Linked DNA regions of Mus musculus: region 2 is linked to region 1. A link is a contact called in ENCODE Hi-C or POLR2A ChIA-PET data. All regions are on one chromosome and are shown on one strand. The core of a region is the stretch at or near the end of the contact, and the rest is flanking DNA. Distances in the headings are between cores, read along the strand shown. Region 1 holds the start of Tnfrsf19 (tumor necrosis factor receptor superfamily, member 19). Region 2 overlaps Tnfrsf19 (tumor necrosis factor receptor superfamily, member 19).

What was found. A loop is a pair of places that touch in the nucleus more often than their neighbours do. ChIA-PET counts read pairs that join two places held with the same protein, here RNA polymerase II (POLR2A).
Region 2: a map of left cerebral cortex shows a loop between it and region 1 (2.9-fold over the local background). The contact joins the enhancer-like site here to the promoter of Tnfrsf19 in region 1. A Hi-C loop is called at or near these places in 5 of 37 maps with a recorded cell type or tissue (T-helper 1 cell, adrenal gland and left cerebral cortex). POLR2A ChIA-PET finds 5 or more read pairs at or near these places in 4 of 5 experiments (Patski and embryonic stem cell).

What each region holds. Positions count from the first base shown.
Region 1 is chr14:61,044,002-61,050,780 of GRCm38, reverse strand. Tnfrsf19 (tumor necrosis factor receptor superfamily, member 19) reads left to right here and starts at 3,926. Exons shown (of 10, transcript NM_013869.5): 1 at 3,926-4,666. Gm41167 (a long non-coding RNA gene) reads right to left here. Exons shown (of 3, transcript XR_874677.2): 3 at 159-615.
Region 2 is chr14:61,007,026-61,014,397 of GRCm38, reverse strand. All of the region lies in intron 3 of Tnfrsf19 (tumor necrosis factor receptor superfamily, member 19), which reads left to right. Among named protein-coding and RNA genes, the nearest start is that of Gm41167, 27 kb to the left of the region's middle. Within about 2 kb of position 1,548, at least 3 of the 3 ENCODE cell types and tissues checked have a DNase peak (open chromatin) inside an H3K27ac peak, as active enhancers do; they include left cerebral cortex, where a contact is called at or near this core.

The sequences.
Region 1 (6,779 bases), core at 2,677-5,176:
AGGTGCACATACAGAAAAGCTGGGACAGGATAGGCTGTTCTTTTTGTTTGTTTATTTATTTTTTTGTTTTTCGAGACAGGGTTTCTCTGTATAGCCCTGGCTGTCCTGGAACTCACTTTGTAGACCAAGCTGGCCTTGAACTCAGAAATCTGCCCGCCTCTGCCTCCGGAGTGCTGGGATTAAAGGCGTGCACTATGTGGATAAGCTGTTCTTTACCTGATGGAAGATACAATACAGAAGCCTGGTCCCTTTATTCTATGCTGCACAAGGAGGTGGGTCAACCGGTCTCATTGGGAGGACTCTACAAGGAAGTAGGAAGCTGGGCTTGGTGCTTTTCAAGACACCCTGCTCAACATCTGGACATACCCCCAAGGAAAGCTTTTCACACAATGGTTTTAAATAAAGGTTAATCTTTCCTCAATACTGGTACTTGAGCCAGAGGAGGGTTTTGCCATTTCTGAAGGTCTGAGGCATAGCTGTATTCCTGCCAACAACACACGTTCACTCAGGATTCAATCTGCTCCTCGTAGCATATTGTATGCTTCTCTCAATCAGCATTCTGGAGACGGCAAAGCATGTGATGGTAGAGATCACTGGTCATCCTGAGCTCTGGATCTGGGAAAAGGAAGCCTTAAGTGAGTAGTTGCCAAGATCAGATTAACGTGGCCAGTGTGACCAATAACTGTGAGAAGTTGCTTGATTGATGACTGGTGTAGGAGGGCCACATCTCTAGGTGGTGGTGATGGGGGAGCAGTGTCTGGGATGTATATGAAAGCCAACTGAAATGATCCAGAGAGCCAACAAAAAAGCAACTTTCTTCCATGTTTTCTGACGGGTCCCTGGCTTGCTTGCATGTCGTGACTTCCCTCAGTGATGGACTATGATCCCTTTCCCCTCGCCTACCTTAAGTCGCTTTTCTTCAGAATGTTTTATCAGAACAACAGGAAAGCAAACTAAGAGAGGACAGAGGATCATGAATTAGAAGCTAGCCTGGAATACATATAAAATTCTGTCTCAAACGAAGAAATAGAAGGATGAGGAGGGAGAAGAAGCAAGAGCAAAAAAAAAAACCAATGAAGAAGAATACATAAACAAAGGAAGGATGTTTCCAGGGATGAGAAAATTAGTGGCGGTGGAGGGGCAACATGAGAGGCCTCTCCTCCATGCTTCCCCAGCAGCTCTTTCTGTCCTTTGATGATGTCTGTCTGACCAGTTACAATGTTAGAGAACTGTATCCAACTCTACTGTATCAAAAGGCTGACTCTCCAGCTGCATAGTCAAGTGGCCAAAGTGCAACTTTGTAAAGAGAGTAAGAGTTGCCATTTATGCTGTGATAAGGAACCAGGAGTTAATGACAAAATGCTGTGGCTGAGTGTTCCTAAGATAGCTGTGTCCCAGAATATGTGACATAATACTTGTTAATAGCAACAGGCACCATGCTGCTGGTTCGTGTAGTTATGTGTTTATGTTTTTTCATTATCAATAGTATATGCTTTCTTATTTAAAAAAAAAGGTCACTGTAACACTGTAACACTGTAACACAGGCCTGTTACTCTGCCACTATCCACTCCATCTTCCAACTGCATCACCTTCTCTGAGTTTGAATTTAATATTACTTGGTTCATCATGAACAATATACTAATCTCTCTCTCTCTCTCTCTCTCTCTCTCTCTCTCTCTCTCTCTCTCTCTCTGTGTGTGTGTGTGTGTGTGTGTGTGTGTGTGTATACCAGATTCCCTAAGTGTATGGTAGATAACACTATCTAGATTTGTGTAACCCATTCTGATGTTTGCATGATAGATTTCTCAGAAAAAAAAATCCCCATAGTTAAATGACACATGACTTTATGTCAAGTATAGTGATAGGTTCCTGGACACAGAATATCTAATTTTATTTCACTTATCTGTGTTCTCTTTTAATCTTTAAAATTATTACATTTATTTATTTATTTATTTATTTATTTAATCGTGTGTGCATGTGAGCTCAGTGAATAACATGTGGGTCCTAGGGATGAAACTTAAGTCATTTGACTTGGCAGCAAGTTTCTTGACTGGCTGAATGATTTTGCCCACCTTCTTCTGTGCCTCCTGGAGGTAAAGGGGATGAGCCTCCCCTTCAAGCCCTCAACTGCCTTCAGAGTCTCAAGGGCTGGGCCACACACATCTCACATTGCAGGAAGTTCAGTTGAGCACAGTGCAAACAAGCCGTCACTCTTCCTTGGAGACCAGCCTTTAGCCACCCTCTGCATCTGGGGACAGCTGGGGCTCTAACATCAGGGTTGATTCATTTCCCACATGGATAGTTCTTGTCTCAGAAAAGACCAACTCAAGTGCATAGGGCTAAGGCATTTGAGCAACCAGTGTTGCTTTGTGAGATTCACGTAGAGCTGGTTTGACTGGCGTGTTCCTTGAAGCTGTAGCTTCCAGATGCCTTCTGGAAGCTTCTAGAAACATAAGCATCTGAATTCAATCCTTGCCCATTTCCCATGGGTGGTAAACTGTAGAGACCTGTAAGCAACTTGCTCACCCAGAGATAAGAGCACCTAGCAGTTTCCATTGGCTCTGGAACAGCAAACTTGATGAAGGCTCTGGGCATGGACCCTAGACCATGGAACATCTGGGTTACCTCAGAGAAAAGTCAGCCTTCTTGGAAATAGTTTGCCCCTGATTTCATGAGTCCTTGGAGCTCAGGAGCTCTGTAGGTACAGGTGTCTTGGGATAGTATGCAAAAGCATGCCTGCTCATTTGAAGGATGTGAGGCTGGGTACATTGTTCAATTGGTGGAGTGCTTGTTTAATATGCATGAAGCCCTAAGTTCAGAAACCATAATCACATAAACTGAATGTAGCAGTGGATGTCTGTAATTCCAGCCTTTAGGAGGATCAAGAGTTCAAAGCTGTCTTTGAATAAACAGCACTTTTGAGGCCAGCTCATGACACTGGAGACCCTGTCTCGAAAAGGAAAAAGAAAACAAACAAGTACAAAGTAAGCCCCATGTGTCTCAGGGACATTTCAGAGATGGAGGGCATGAACAGGCCCTGGGGTTCAGCCTCCACCTCCCACTGGGGAAAAATACTGGAAACCAAATAGATCTATTTAAGTGTTACAATGAACTCACAAACCAAGTATTTTGCCATCAAGATTTACACAGGAATCAAAGACAGCTGGAGATAGACAGGGCATAAACTATTTTTAAATATCACACCAGGAAAAATGAGATGCAACTGATAAGAGAAGGAAGTCACAGGAAGGAAGTGGGTTCCTCTAAGGGTGCTGCAGATGATATTTTTCAGTGCCCTTCTGCAAACAGATGCAGTTCCATCATATAATGGAAATCTTTTCTCTCTCCCAGAATAAACAGCTCCATGTTCAAAAACATGCCACATTCCGACCACAGTGCTTTACCAGCCTCGTGGGTATTCTAAACAACGGACACTAAGTTCCGTTTTACAGTACAGAAAATAAGGTGGCGATTTCTCAGCTGGATCCAAACTGTGATTTGTGCTTTGCCTGGGACAGAAGCTGTGGAGTGATTGCAAGCAAATGCTTTCCTCTAAGTCACCTTTCTGTGACTTTTAGGAGTCGCTAGAGGTATCCATGATTGCAACTCAGAAGGAAGGCATCCTTTGTTGTTGTTGTTTTATTAGGACCCCAAATTTAGATTAACAAGCTTCTGACCCAGGTGTCCAGTGAGCTAGTGGCGGTATCTCTGTAAGTTGTAGTATCCACTCCTTCACTCAATGAAAGCCATACTTGACTGGCGCCACCTGTAATACTTTCACCAGGAAAAGACATTTTACTAATTCTTAAAGACTTGTCGCAGTATGTGTGTGTTGGGGTGGGGAGCCGCGCGCGTGGGGTTGGGGGTGGGGAATCAAGCTTTTTAAAACGTTTGCCTGTGACCCTGGCGGTGTAAGGCAGGTGTTCGGAGAAACGGCCTAATTAAACACTGCTGTGCCGCTCTGCTGCGTTTCGGACTACCCTGCTCTGGTAGGGACTTCGTGCTTTTTGTCACAGGCAGCGGCTTGATGCTGTCTACTGGAACCTGCAACGATCCAGGACCTTACAGGCCCGGAGCACAGAGGCCCAGAGCAGTCCTGGTGTGTCCCTCCCAGCCAAGAGACACACTGCAGGGCTGTCGCGGGCGAGGCACAGACCAACGCGACTAGAAATCAGGCTGACTGGCTTCTCCCGGCCAGCCCCACGGCACGGCATGATGTCATGGGAGCTGCCACTCAGCGAGATGAAAGGGATGCGGCGCAGCAGCGCTGGCACTAGGCAGCCCAGCTGGGGCACCGCGAGAGAGAGCTGCAGATCCAGCCGCTCAGCCCAGGCTGGGGAAGCCTGCTCTCCAGAGCTGGGGCAGAACAACGTGGCCCACGTTTAACAAAAGAACCAGACGGTAGCGAACTTTCTAGATCTGCGCGCGTAGCGAGTAAACTCAGCCTTGCCTTTGATGCGCAGCAACTGATCGGCGATCAGATTACAGGCACTCCATCTCCTAGTTCGCCTGCCTTTGATCTGCGCGGGTAATCCATTTTCCTGGATTTGAAGTTTGTCTGGGCTTGCGCCCACACACATTTTTGGGAAGGTAAAAGCGTTTGGCGCGGAAGTGCTACCAAGCTGCGGAAAGCGTGAGTCTGGAGCACAGCACTGGCGAGTAGCAGGTAGGCGTTCGTGTGTGGTTGGAACTTTCACTGCGTTTTCCTCGCATGTTCAAAGGGGGAAAAATGGCTATCAGCTCCCAGCAAGCATGCCTGAAGCCAAGTCCAGCACCAGGCTGCGTGCACGTGAAACTGAATTTGATTCTTGATGCAATTGTTTCGCGGTTTGCACAAGAGTTTGATATCTGTCATGCAAATCTTACTTGGAAGTGAGTAGTTCCAACAGGACAAAAACAGAGCCTCGCTAATGTTTGTTGCCAGCAGGGTTTCAGACGCTGGAAGCTGGGCTGGAAAACCTCCTCTTACTTTATTTAGAAACGGTGGGATTCTGTTAACACCCCCTCACTCCCACCCCACCTTCCTTTCTCTTCCCCTATCTCCCCCCACCCTACGGAGCAAAACTCCTCTCTAGCAATCCTAGCAATATTACTACTTTATTCTCCGGCCTCCGGGAGATGTGAATCTATCGCACATGTGTCCTTGCCATTCGCATTCCCAAGGGAATCTCTGCAAAGGCATTTAGGACTGAAGCCTTTCAAGTGTAAAGCGGAGGAACTCGGAAACAGGGAGCGCCAAGCTGCGTTAGGTTTGGCTAAAAATACCCAAGCCAGGCTCTGTAACCTCTGAAAATAGGAGAAGCTTTGTTTACAGAAACACTCCCGAGGTTAATATTCTTAAATTAACATTTACTCTAAATATATAGTGACAGCTGTTGTGAGTTACAATTTGCCAACTGTTTACCAAAACTATCTGGCAATCAACAGTTATTATGTTACATGAAGTATTTTAGCCACATTTTCACTTCAATTAGTGCCCTACAAAACCAAATTATACTGGGCACCCAGCTTGCCAGTTAACTGCTACTTGTGAATTCATAACTTCTACACACACACACACACACACACACACACACACACACACACGCACGCACGCACACATACACATACACACATGCATACACACAGACACAAACACACACAGAAACACACAAATACAGAGACACACACAAATACAGAGACACACAGAGACACACAAGCACACATACACACAGACACACAAAAACACAGATATACAAATACAGAGATATACACCGACACACACATGAAGACATACACTTAGATGCACACAAACACACACACATAGACAAACATACAGACACAAACACACACAGACAGACACACACACAAACACACACACAAACACACTCAAAGACATGCATACACACAGACACAGATACACACACACACACACACACACACACATCTTTACACTGAACTTCAGACACTCAGGACAATAGGACTTAGAGCTCTGTACCTACATTGGCCCATCCTAATATTCTGGCCCTGGGTTTACTTGGTAAAATACTTTATTATTGTCACAGTGGTCTGTTTTATGTTAGGTGTGCAACAAGGAAATGTAAATGATAAGAATAGTTGCTCTGCATTCTGAAATACTGATGAAAGGTCTTGAAACTCCTGTTTCATTTGTGATTATTTTTTTTTCTCATCTAACTAATTAAGTTACTTTCACAACTTTCCTCTGATAATCGGAGCCACTTTGCATATTTGGATTAATTTCAAAGCCTGAATAGCTACAAAGCAGAGGCTATTTAGAATCATGGTAAAGTGACTGTGTTTAAAAGTGAATCAGTAGGAACGGTGCCCAGATCTAACTTGTGTTCAGTTATGCCAGAAGGATGTTTCTGTTTTGGGGGTGGGGGTGGGGTGGGGGAAGGGGGAGCCACCAACCATGCTTATGACAGTCTGGGTCTTAAAACATTTGGTTAAAAGAGTCTCAGTTAAAACAGAAAGGTAGTCTTTTTAATGTAATAGCAGAACCAGTGTGTTTGGAATGTGCTGTCCTGCTCCGATGTGGAGCTGGGAGATTGTTCTAATGATTGTTTATTTCGCTGCTAGGCTCATTTTAACAAACAGACTCTCCTCAGTGCAAAACAAAGAGGAGAATTAGCAATTATCTGATTTATTTAGGCTTTGTAGAAAACTAGCTTGGGCAAGTCAAGTCCTTGAAAATCCACTTCAGTGCCTGAATTAATTCAGTTAATTGTTTACTTCGTGTGTCTTTGTTGGGAACTGAAACCCAGCGCATTTCATTTCGG
Region 2 (7,372 bases), core at 299-2,798, 34 kb after region 1:
ATAAAAAGTCTCGAAGAAAGTATATTTTAAATAAACATCGTTAGAGTTCCCAGAACACAATATGATAGCTATTTCATGGGTGTCATTTTACAAGTTATATTGAATATAGGCTCTTTCTTTCTCTCTCTCTTTCTTTCTTTCTTTCTTTCTTTCTTTCTTTCTTTCTTTCTTTCTTTCTTTCTTTCCTTTTTTGAGACAGGACTCTCTATGTAGCCCTGGCTGCCCTCTAACTCTCTCTGTAGACCAGGCTGGCCTCCAGTTCACAAAGATCCTCTGGCCTCTGCCTCCCAAGTGCTGGGATTTAAGGTGTGTGGCACAATTGGTATGGAGATAGGTTTTCATTCCCTTAAAGCCACCCCAGTGAAAATGGCTCTTGCTGTCCCCAGAATCTGTGAATTTGAACACAGAAGGCTGGCATCCAGTAAGGAGAGTGAAGCATGAGGCTCTGCAACCTGGTTGCTCCTTTATGTATGATTGGGCCTAGTGTAAAATGGAATATACACATATGTGTACACACGCGTACACACTTGCACATACATGCACACACACATGCATGCACACACATACATCATGAGCACATGCACATTTTAAGAGATGCTCATTGTATAAAAGTACCGTGAGTATACATGACACAGGAAACTATATGGCATGAACACATTGGTCACAATGCTACTTATGTGGTACAAACTGTGTAAAAGATCTCCCACGGTTAGAGGTGTCTTGCTGGTCTTTTTGTCCCCTTGGAGCATGCATCTGGTTCTTCGTGGTGGGAGGGGGTGGAATGTGGAGGGAATTGTCTCTGCAGGAGTCAGGAGTGACAGTGGGCTGTCTGCCTGAGCCTTGAAGTCAGTACAGCTGCAGGGTAGACGCTGGTGCCACATCTGTGAAACAGTCAAGCAGGTGACTCCGCAGAGTGAAGTCCAGTTGCACTGAATGGTGGTTGAGATGTTTTTGTTTTTTTTTTTGTTTTGTTTCTGTTTCTGTTTTTGTTTTTTGTTTTTTTGATGTAGAAAACTTGTAATGCATTTTAGGATGATGATTCCCCCCATAAGATGCTTTAGATAGAAAGAGGTACATCTCAAGTAAACTAGAAAAAGTTAGGATTCGATAACCTGAGCGTGTTCTCCAGGGAAGCCTCATTGTCCTCCCCCGTTCCCCACCCATGAGGTTTGAGCCCAGGGTTGTGCATAAGCTACGCAAGTTCTTTACAAGATGAAATTGCACTCAGGAGTTTACTATACTGTGTCAGCTGGCCTGAACACACAACCTTCCTGCCTCCACCACCCAAATATGTTATTAAAGTTTAATCAGGAGAGTTGATTTATTGGTCTGTAGAAAATCCAAAGTAATAATAGCCATCGGTATAATTTGTTTAATGGGTGCCCACTGTGCTTGATTTAGGCTTTATATGTTTTCCCACTTATTCTTCAGAACAACCCCGTAGGGCAGATATCACTATTCCCATCTCACCAGCAAGCAGACGGAGGATCCGAGTTCCCAGAATTACTTAGCCAGCAAGTGGCCGAGTTGGCGCACCAGCCCACACAGTGTTGGAGCCAACGTAGGAAATCGTGTTCATTTTGCTTCTTATTTCAATGCTGGCCTGAGAAGAAACGCCTCATGTCTTTTGAGTTAACACACTCGTTCTCCCTCCTCTCCTTCCCCCTCTTTCCGCCTCTCTCCCCTTCCTTTCTCCTCCCTCTTTTGTTGTGTCCTAACTTGTACATGGGTCCCTGACAGTCCTGGCTGCCAGGATCAAAGCCTGACTTTGAAACGCTCTGCTCGGGCTGGAGCCTTTGAGAAGCTTCTCATGTGAACAATGTGGCACCCGCCCCCGAAGGTCACGTGTGCAGCGCTTTGATCCCGGGAGGTGCTTGTGGGGGAGGCCCCTCTGTGCTCAAGGAAAGCCTTTGCAAGCTCCTCCTGGTGCTCTAAGCAGCAGAAGTGCTCAGCAAAAACACGAGTCTGTCCACAGTGCAGCCACAAGCCCCATACAAAGCAGCAAAGCCTGGAACAATGACCTCCTGCAAAGACCCCTCAGTCCAAAGAACTTCCTTCTGAATGCCTATCTTTATGATTGTTCTGATTTCAAGGAGGACAGATGGTCTTGCAAGCACTGAACTTTAAATGGTAGAATTATAAATAAATAAAAAAAAAATTTCAAAGCATCAGAGATGACCGCTGCTGGCCAGTAGACAATCTCTGTTAACAACTTTAAAGGAATTCTAACTTGTGAGCTAGTTCCTCAGATTATGGTGGGGTTTTTTGCATCCTTTTTGCCCTGTCTGGGCTTTATCCAGAACATCAGGTAGCCAAGGTACTCAAGATGAAGAGAGTGGTTGATCTATAGCCACCCCAAAACTATAAATCAAAACCAACTTGAGACTTTGCCTTACCCCAATTAGAATGGGGAGGTTTAATAATAACAACAAAATAACAAATGCTGACTGTTGGTGGGTGGGAGAAGAGCGCCCGTATTCGCTGCTGATGGGTATGCAAACTCATGTAGCGGTTATGGAAATCAGTGTGGCAGTTTCTCAAAAAAGCTAGAAATAGACCCACCGTATGATCCCACTACACTACTTTGGCGCACATACCCAAAGGGTGTCCTTCATCATCGACACTTGTTCAGTCAAGCTTACTGATGGCGCTTTCTATCCCTAACAGCCAGAGACTGGAGACAGCCTAACTGTCTATCAACTGAGGCATGAATACTGAAAATGTAGCACATTTAAACAATAAAATATTATTTTGCTTTTAAGAAAAATGAAAGTAGGGAAATGGAGGTAACTAGAAAACGGTCATCTGGAGTGAGGTAACCAAGATCCAGAAAAACAAACCTCTCATATTGTCTTTCATATACAGATGTTAGCTTTGAATCTGCAGATGTGGGTTTCATTTGGAATACGTGGCGGAAATCAATCTGGTACTGACTGGCAGAATTCAGACCTTCAGCCAGCTTTCGTGTTGCCAGAAGGTGTTCTGCATAATACCAGAGGAGAAAAGTAAGAAATCCTGTGAGATACCATAAAGTAACCACTTTCTTATTGAACTTAAGGCCTGTGTCGTGAGACAGAACCCATGCCTGGCACCATTATCAGGGCCATGAATCTGAAGCTAGATAGGTCATAGGCCCTAGAGAAGAACTTGCTACCATTATTCTGCTAAATGGACATAGTAGTAAAACAACTCCTAGCAACTTATGGCTATGCTCATAAGCCAGTTCCCCTTCCAAACCCCACCAAGTTTCTTTGTGAAGTAGATGGCAGTTAACGCAGAGACCCATAACTTGTCAGCATACATAATTAAGAGACTAGGGAGTATTAGCCTTACGTGGGACATCGATAGCTTCCCCTGTCTCTCAAGGCTCTGGGATCATCTTGGAAGAGGGGGTAGAAAGAGCCAGCGTTGATGGATGACTACGAGGAAGCACTGTGAGTTCAAGGGCAGTCTGGAGTGCTTAGTGAGATGCAGCCGGAAAATAAAACTAACCACTGGGCTGGAGACGTAGCTCTGTGATAAGTATTTACTTAACACATATGAGGTCCTAGCCTCCATCCCCACACTGGGAAGAGCCTGATGGACTTTCTATCTTTTCCCACTCTAACTATCTCTGAAGCATGTGCAGGCTTCATGTGAGGATGTGTGTACACTTGAGGATGTAGTGGCTAACACCGTAATCCCTGCAGGAAGCTGAGACAGGAAGCTGATTGGCTGTTAGAAGCGAAATTGGACTACAGTGGTAGCCTAAAGGGGAAGGTGATAATTAGTGAATTCTGGGATGATTCTGCCCATCCTGTATGGCTAGCTTCTATCACAGGCAGTCTGTCCTTGGGCTGGCTTGAGTTTTGTCATCAACCTTGTGTGTGTGTGTGTGTGTGTGTGTGTGTGTGTGTGTGTGTGTGCTAGACTTTAGGGTCAGAGATGCTGCTGCTCAGTTGGATAAATTCAATACAATAGGCTTAGCTGGATCCTGACTTGGCAGGGGCCAGGTGACAGTACTGAATGGTCAAAGGCGAGGTGATCATAGTTATTGTAATGACCAGCACAGACAAAGCAATGTCCATACTGGCCTGACACATAATGGGCAGAATGACTGTAATGGTGGTATAACTTGTAGGACCTTTGGTATTGGCTTGTCAATCATGGTGTTTCCAGGCATGAAATAAAGGAGAAGTCTACTGTATTTTTGTTTGATCTGTATAAGTGGGGGGAAAAAACCCTCAAACAAATGAAAGGTTACATTGTATCATGATAGAAGGGAATCTCAGTCTATAACCAGTTTCCAGACGTGACAAGTTTGCAGATCCAGAACTCTTTGATTGAAAGAATGGCCAGGATCCCCAAGGAAGGACATTGATAAAATACCCAAGAGTTTTACTGTTAGCCTTTCTCTGGCCTTCCCAAGAGGGACCTATAGCCTTTACAAGGATAACTGAACACTTGGTAGAAAGGAAACCATCAGATTTTCTGGGATTAAAGGCATGTGCCACCATGCCCGGCTAAGTTTAAGGTAGTTTTGGCTGAAGTCTGACTCACAATAGGTCCAGTGGCCTTTGAACTAATCCTGTGGTTATTTTCCCAGTCCCAGAATGAATAATTGGGTTAGATACACTTAGATGTTGGCAGAAATCTCACATTGGTTCCCCGACCTGTGGAGTAAGGGCTATTATGGTTGGAAAGGCTAAATGGAAGTCATTAAAGTTGCCTCTGCCTTGAAAAATAGTGAATTAAAAACACCATCAAGTCCCTGAAGGAGCTGGAGAAATTGGTGCCACCATCAAGGACTTGAGAGATACAGGGGTGTTGATTCCCATCACATCTGGCCAATGTAGAAGAGAGAGAGGATTGTAGAGAATGGTAAATGACTATTGAAAAGTCTTCAATTAACTTCAATTGCAGCTGCTGTGCAAATTAATACATCTGGTATGCAGCAAATGGCTTTTTCTTAATACCTGTCCATAAGGACCACCAGAAGCAATTTGCTTTCAGTTAGTAAGGCCAGCAGTAAACCTTTACACACTTTTGCCTCAAGGATATATTAACACTCCAGTCCTGTGTCATAACTTAGTTCAAAGGAATCTTGATTGTCTATCTCTTCTGCAAAATATCACCTTGGTGCCTTCTATTGACATTATGGTGATTAGAGCAAGTGAGCAGGAGATAGCAACCACTTTGAACTCATTGGTAACACATATGTGTATCAGGATAAGAAATAAATCCAACCAAAATTCAAGGGCCTTCTAGCACAATGAAATTTTTTGGAGTCCAGTGGTATGGGCCATGAAGAGATATTTCTTCTAAGGATAAGAAACACAATGTTTAGCAGGCCTATTTGGATTCTGGAGACAGTACATTCCTCAGTTAAGTATGTTACTCTGGTCCATATACGTGACTTGGAAAGCTGATAACTTTGAGTGGGGCCTTGCCCAGGAAAAGGCTTTCAACAGGCCCAGGCGGCTATCCAGGCTGTTATACCACTTGAGATCATATTGTCCTTTAGACCCAATGATACCTGTGTCAATGGTAGACAAGGACGCTGGTTGGAGCTTTTACCAGGCCCCTATTGGCAAATTACATCAGAGACCTTTGAGATTTTAGAGCAGGCTCTACCGTATCTGCAGACAACTATTTTTGAGAGACAGATTTCAGGCTGCTATTGGGCCTTAGTGAAAACTAAATATTTGATAATGAGCCACTAAGTTACCATGCAACCTGAGCAGCCCATCATGAGCTGGGTGTTATTGAACACACCAAGCCATTGACTAGAACTTGCACAATAGCAATCTATTATCATATGGAAATGATAGATACCTGCTCAGGCCCAAGTGGGTCCTGAAGGCACAAGTAAGTTATACAAAGAAGTTATCCAAATGCCTATGCTCTCTACTCCCATTATATTGCTGTCTATACCCAGAAATGCCACTGTAACCTCACGGAATATTGCCTATGATTGGTTAGTTGAGGAAGAGACGACTAGGACCTGGTCTACTGATGGTTCTATACATTACTTATGCAGGCATTGCCCAGAAGAGAACAACTGCCCCATTACAACTCCTTTTTGAAACAACCCTGAAAGATACTGACAAAGGGAAATCTTCACAGCGAGCAGAACTTTGGGCAGTGCACGTGGTCATACATTTTGTTTGGAAGGGAAAATGGCCAGATGTGTGTTTGTTTACTCGTTAGTGATTTGTGATTAGGGATGTAGTCAATGGATTGGCTGCTTTGTCAGCGACTTGGAAAAAGCATGATTGGAAAATTGGTGAGAAAGACATCTGGCGAGGATGTGGGTAGATCTCTCCAAATGGGCAAAGGATCTGAAGATACTTTTGTCCCATTGTAAATATTCATTGGAAAGGTGACTTCAATAGGTTGAGCCTTTCTGATGGTCAGCCTCTTTCAGCCATTCCTGCCATTGCTCAATGGGCACATGAACAAAGTGGCTGTGGTGACAGAGATGGAGGTTATACATGGGCTCAACATAGACAGTCCACTAACCAAGGTTGACTTGGCTATAGCTGCTGCTGAGTGGCAGATATACCAACAGCAGTGAGTAACTCTGAGTCTCAGGTCTAACAACCATTCCACAGAGTGACCAGACAGCAGCCTGGTATCAGGTCAACTACACTGGACAACTTCCTCCATGGACAGAGGAATGCTTCGTCCTTACTGGAGTAGATACTCATTTGGATTATGGATTTGCCTTTCCTGCATGTAATGCTTCTGCCACCACCCATGAACTTACAGAATCCCTTATCCACTGTCATGGTATTGCTTGGTATTGTTTCTGACTAAGAAACTCATCTCACAGCAAGAGAAGTCTAGCAGTATGCCCACGATCATAGAAGCTGCAGGTCTTACAATGTTCCCCGCCATCCTAAAGCTGGATAGAAAGCTGGAATGACCTTTTGAAGACACGGTTACAGTACCAATTAGGTGGTAGCAGTTTGAAGAGCTGGGTGAGGGTCTTCCAGAAGGTGGTATATGCTTTGAATCATCATCCAATACATGGTAGTTTCACCCATAGCCAGGATCCTTGGTTCCAGGAATCAGAAGTGGAAAGGGAATAGTTCCACTCACTATCATTCCTAATGACTCACTAGGAACATTTTTGCTTCCTGTTCACACAACCTGCTGGCCTAGAAGTTTTGGTTCCAGAGGAGGGAACCCTCCTGCCAGGAAACACAACAAGCATTCCTTTGAACTGGAAGCTGAGACTGCCCCTGGCCACTTTGAGCTTCTGATGTCCTTAAGCCAAAAGGCCAAGAAAGAAAGAATAGTGTTCAGATGGGTAATTGATCCAAATTACCATGGGGAAATTGGATTGCTTCTCCACAATGGAGGTAGGAAAGGTTATGTCTGGAGTGCA